2 separate regions of the Mus musculus genome follow, and region 1 is linked to region 2. A link is a loop called in an ENCODE intact Hi-C map of the cell type or tissue named here. Cell type or tissue: gastrocnemius. All regions are shown on one strand. Links, peaks and the distances in the headings refer to the core of each region. The heading gives the core; the rest is flanking DNA.

Region 1 (2,922 bases), core at 194-2,693, 610 kb after region 2:
AGATTGGAACAGGAAAAAAAGTCCTCCGGCCACATAATAATAAAAACACAAAGTGTTCAGAGGATGGAGATAATATTAAAATCTGCAAGGGAGAAAGGACAAGTAACATATAAAGGCAGACTTATTAGACACCTGACCTCTCAACAGAGTCTAAAAGCCAGAAAGGCCTGGGCAGAGATGTCTTGCAGATTCTTAGAGACTGCAGATGCCACCCCACACTACTATACCCTGCAAAACTTTGAATAACCATAGAGGGAGAAAACAATATATTCTATGACAAAACCAAATTTAAGCAACATATATCTACAAATCTAGCCCTACAGAAGATACTATAAAGAAAATCCTAACCCAAGGATTTTAATTATACCCAAGAAAACACAGGAAATAAATAATTCCACATGTATAAAATCAAGAAGAGAAGATAACACACACACACACACACACACACACACACACACACACACACAAACTACCATCACCAACATAAAAATAACAGGAATTAGCAATCATTTCTCATTAATATCTCTCAATATCTATGCACTTAATTCCCCAATAAAAAGACATGACTAACAGAATGGATAAGAAATCAGGTTTCAATATTTGACTGCATACCAGAAACACACCTGAAAATCAATGATAGACATTATCTTAAAGTAATGGGTTAGAAAAAGATTTTCCAATTAAGGGTAAGGAGGAAGGGAAAACTGTGATTGGAATGTAAAGCTGAAAAGCCCACCAGTCCAGACTTACTAAGGCTATAGACTTACGAAGGTTATATATTGTTATAAAAAAAATGGGTGACTACTCTCTTCTGTAAGGACACGATAATATGTTTTATTTAATAGTTAGATCATCTTGGTGCAAAAAGTATCTCATAGGTCTTCCTATATGTAGGGAAAATAGCACATTATACCCTATTCACTTGTTGTCCACTATTCTGCATGACAGTTTACCAAACATTCCCTACAGAAGTGAAGTCTAGTCAGCCAAAGTTGACAAAATTCTCTATCAATTTTTTTCTTTCTGCAACCCTGAAATACTTCTAACTCCACAAATAGTTAAAGCATTGGTTAGAAAGAAAAACAACCACAGACACATAAACTGAACTAAATGAATACCAGGGTACATGCACATGCTATGCTTGCTAAAGGTAATAGACACCTAGAAGTAGGAAAGACAATGCGTTTAGAATCTGTAAGTTTTGCTGTGATTCTGAAATGATGTCCTTGGCAAAACCCTCTTGGAATGATTGGGGATAGGACCTTTAAAACTGATGTGAGCATTTGTATATCTGTTTGCTACTGGTTATTGGATTAAATAAAGAGTCACTTCTTTCTCTTAAGGATCATAGAGTTTAATATGTTCTCATTTGTCCCTGAACTTTGGATTCAGTTTCTGTATACCCTCACAGATTCCCATCAATATTTTCTCATCTACAGGCTTACTGGTTATTTCTTGTGAGGACAGACCCTTCATTGTCTCCAGCAGCTCTTGTGTGCCTCCTGGGTTGGCACTGCCTCTGGCCTTCTGCTGCCCTCTAGTGGCTACTATTCTCACATATGCCAAGGTGATTGATGATGGATCCCTGTAGGAGCTGTGGTCAATACAAACATCTGTGCAAAGGCCAGGGATGGCATGTGCCATTACAGCTGATAGGAGCAAGAAAGAAACACCCATTCAACTAATTTAGGGCCAGAGACTCTGTGAGTGAACAGATCTAATTCTTTTTTCTGGACTGAAAGCTGGAAATGTCCTTGGTCCTGTCTGCAGTTCTGTCCTCACTGTGTCCAGACATGCCAGAGGGAGTTCTGGTACATGGTTGCTTATTTTTCCCCTTAATCAGCACCTGTGCCTAGAAGCTGAATGTAAGATATGTCTAAAGGCGAGAGAAGACACATTATGGGTGGACCGACTGGGTTGAACACCTCCCCTAGTTTCTACAATTAGTTCTGTAAAAACTCCATAGATTAGCATCTCAATGATCTTTACACTTCCCTTGGTTCAGCTCCAGCTACACAGGACCCCTGCCTTTTCTCTTTCTCTTATGTTCTCCATAAACATTCCCAAACTCACCCTCGGCAATCCATTAGTTTCATTCTTCAGACTCTCAAGATAAAATGTGGAGCTACTGACTCTGAAATTTTTCTGTGGCTGTGAGATTCTGGCTCCCTAACTCATAAGTTAAACCCTTCCTGAGGTGAGACAGTCTCCACTGAACTCAAAGCCCCACCCTCCATCACCCCATTTCATCAGTGGGCTTACCAACTATGTAGCATCCTACGTAGACTGAGCAAATAGTCAGTGTGCTAGAGAGAGAAGAGCTGGCGATGACAGGGTAGGGGGTCACAATCTCTGTTAGAGATGTTTTCCTGGATCAGGATTGAGCAGATGATGTCACAGGGACATGTATTTGGTGCCTCTGACATATAATCAAATGGAGTCATCTTTAGATGGAATGTAAAATTTTTTATGGGTAGATGGGTATTTTGCCTGTTTTTATGTGAACCATTTCTATGGCTGTTTCCAGCAGAAGAGGTAGTTGGGTCATCTGAAATTGCTATTACAGATGTTTTGAACAACTGTGTGAGAGGGAGCTAGGAATTGTGGCTCAGTTCCTCTGGAGGAACAGCCAGTGTTCTAATCATTGAGCTGTCTCTTCAGCCCTCTTAGGCACAATTTTGAAGGTGACATATTTACAAGCACCCCCTCCCCCAATTTCTATTCTTGATTACTATAAAAATGCCCTCAAATGTATTCTCTTGGTGGAAGAGATTTACTCACTTCTTTAAAGTTTACTCACTTTTAAAAATCAAATGCCTGTTGGCAGAGTTGTTGTGCAGTAGTGTCATCAGTTAGACCCAAGAGTCACATGTGATGAAAAGCTGAGAAAGAATTGTTCAATGTGGGAGGGGAAAAAATATC
Region 2 (2,922 bases), core at 104-2,603:
TTCAGCCTGGCCTATGCCTGTTCACATCCGTCATCAAGCACAGCATCTGTATTCCCTCACCCAGACAAGGCCTCAGATGACAGGGGACTCAGACAAAAGCTTGACTACATGCCCCACATCACATGCCAAAGCATGGAAAGACTAGAACACCCCCGAAACATGCCCTTTGTCCATCAGATCCCTGCAACACTCCTTTTGCGTTAAGAACTCACTAAAATCATCATGTTGGCATGTACTTTAAGGCAGCCTTCATTGCTAATGGTGGTGGCGTGGCATAAATAGTAGCTGTCTACCGTGGCTCACATATTTGAGCATCCCCAGTGGATCTGCTTGGGTTATGACACTTAAAGACAGGAGCCTTGCGAGGAGTCGTGTGTCCCTGATGGCAGGCTTTGAGAATTTATTGCTTCGCCCTACTTCCAACCTCACCCATCAACGGCCTTTTGTGGAAAGCTGCGAGCCTACTCTTCGCTCCTGCTTGATTCTGTCCAGCCTACGAGGACAGTAGAAGGAGTTGTGTTTGTGCCTAGAACTGTGGAAAGTTGACAAGCAACCACAAGATGGAGCTGGTGCACAGGAGAAGTCCAAGTTAATGAGGGCTGGAAGACGCTGCGTTTCAACATCCAGGGCAGAAAACTGACATCTCACTGAAAGATAAAGACAATATTTTAAGAAGATGTATGCTCCAAACTTTTCATAAAGTCAAAGTGTTGTTCATAACAGATTCCAAATTTACTCTTTAACGATCTTGCAGCTTCCTTCTGGGAAAAATAACGCAGAACTATGACACGAGAAGTATCTTCCCCAGAGACTCTGCCGGTACCGAAGTAGCTTCCTCGTCCTTTTTCTTTAGCTTTAAAATGCTCATTCTTCCATATTTTCAGTGGCAGTGCCATGATGTAAAAGAGAAATGCATTTATTTACTTAATTTACAGATGTCTATGCCCTCTGTGTTTCATGTTAAAAACAAGTGAACAGCATTTGGTACTTCCAATCAGGGTGCCTTTGCTATTGGGACTCTTACCTCTCAACCTAAACTAAACCACTCTCCAAGCCCTGTTGGACCCCAATGAGGCATACTGCAAGATCTTGGCAATGTGTGACTAATAGATAACCTAAGGTGTGCTGAGCACTTAGGAAATCCAGAAGAGGTCACTAGATCCCCAAGACCACAAAATAGGCTATGGCCAGGTGACCATGGATCCTGGGGTGTGGGGAGTGCACAGAGCAGGCTGTCTGCTCCTTCCACCACAGTGTGCAGCCTGCGTGTCGCTAACGCAAAACCCAGAGCATCCTGTTGAGAAATGGAAACCTAAAAATAGACCTGCAAAGAGTACAGTACTGTGCCCTTGGCTTGAAAAATCTGCCCAGCACTGTGACAAAAAAAAAAAAAAAAAAAAAAAAAAAAAAAAAAAAGCCTTTTCTATGACGACTGTGCTCACAAAAGCCATTTTTCATCTTCATATTGGCTCCAAGGAAAAGCATCCTCAGAAAGAGTGTGCCTTGGCTGTCCTTCAACTGTAAGATTATTGCATTTGGCTCTGGTTGTTCTGGACATTAGCTATCTGTGTAAAGTTTCTGAAATGCCTCAAACAAAAGGTTAAAGGTTACAGATTAGATTAATAGTGACATTCAAGCAAATCTGCTATTACAGTGTGTATCTGATATTTGATGATACTTGGCAAAAATTCAAGGACAAGGAGGGGGGAAGATGACTGCTTTCAGTATTTCCTACAGTTATATACATGCTTTAGAGTTTTCGGCAATAAACAATGACATTTCTAAGGCAATTTGGCTCAGAGAGCCCACCAAATATATGTGTTTAATTTTTAGCAGTTGAATCCTAATTTAATTGTCTATAATTGGATGAATTGTTAGTTATAATAGTATTTGTAATAGCAAAGAATGTCAAAGGAAATTCCTAGTATGTATTTTATATGTATTTCAAGGCTAGATCTTAACTGGTTTTTTTTAAATCTATTTTAAAGACTTTATAGACTTGTGTAACTTTTTAAGAACAGCTGCCTCAAGTTAAATAACAAATACTTCTCAAAGACTCTTTCAGGTTCAATGTTCCTTCCATGGACTGCAAAGTCTGGGGAAATGGACTTGGTTAAGAAGCCCAGAATCCCTGAAAGGATGCTTGAAATGGTATTTAATACCTGTGAAGAGAGGAACAACCATTGGTTTAAAGTTCCACTGTAAAGATTGGTAAATAATGCTGATTACAGGTCTCATTCAAACGGTAAACAATGAACATGGGCTGAAGGGAGAATAGTGCTCTGAATTGCTCTTGATCTCAGAGTTGTGCCTATTGATCAGCCTAGCAATAACTGAGCTAATCGTAGGTAAGAAATCCAAATGCTTTAGAAAGTCCTTAGCCGTGTGAGCGCAGGATACCCGTTCTTTGTTCTTGTGCAGTATTTTAGTGAGGAAAGTCTTCAAACAACCATGTATTTAAAATAAATTCTAGGGTTAACCCAAGTCAGATAAGACTCCCTTTCAACTCTTCTCGGTACCTCATAAAGAACCACTTGTGTGTTCCTTCTAAATCAGCAAACGAGCTCTGAACATTTACTCTAGGCCTGGCACACAAGAGAAACAAGCAGCACTCAGCCTTCTGTGAGGTAATTACTGACCTCGAGTTGGCTTTTTTTCTAATAAGCTCAAAAGTAATGACTCCTTGTAAAATAGTAAATTTGCACTTTAGATTAAATTTTTTTCAGGAACTTCTGGCAAAGTTTCAAGTATAAAGTCATAAAGAAGAAATACACTAAAAACAATGCAAAGTCGCTCCAAAAATCACAAGGAAAACTTAAAGCCAATTCTGAATTGCGAACATTTTCACTTTCCATTAACTTGCGTTGAGACCCAATGTACCCCATCACACGGGGAGCTTCCATCCTTTTAAATTCATTTGCA

The links. Hi-C counts contacts between places; a loop is a spot of excess contacts. Peaks named below come from ENCODE experiments on the same cell type or tissue, not always from the same donor. Only the 100,000 strongest peaks of a DNase experiment are listed, where the experiment ranks them.
Region 1: a loop joins it to region 2, with 8 times the contacts of the local background. A loop is called at or near these places in 15 of 42 quality-filtered maps.

The regions. Positions count from the first base shown.
Region 1 is chr2:58,054,199-58,057,120 of GRCm38, reverse strand. No RefSeq gene overlaps it. Among named protein-coding and RNA genes, the nearest start is that of Ermn, 2.8 kb to the right of the region's middle. In gastrocnemius, for the core only: a CTCF peak has its summit at 1,544 (motif pointing left); a DNase peak (open chromatin) is centred at 1,535.
Region 2 is chr2:58,665,803-58,668,724 of GRCm38, reverse strand. It overlaps a transcript of Upp2 not described here. Among named protein-coding and RNA genes, the nearest start is that of Upp2, 88 kb to the left of the region's middle. In gastrocnemius, for the core only: no CTCF peak of the experiment used is centred there; DNase peaks (open chromatin) are centred at 560 and 1,216; H3K4me3 peaks cover 231 bases.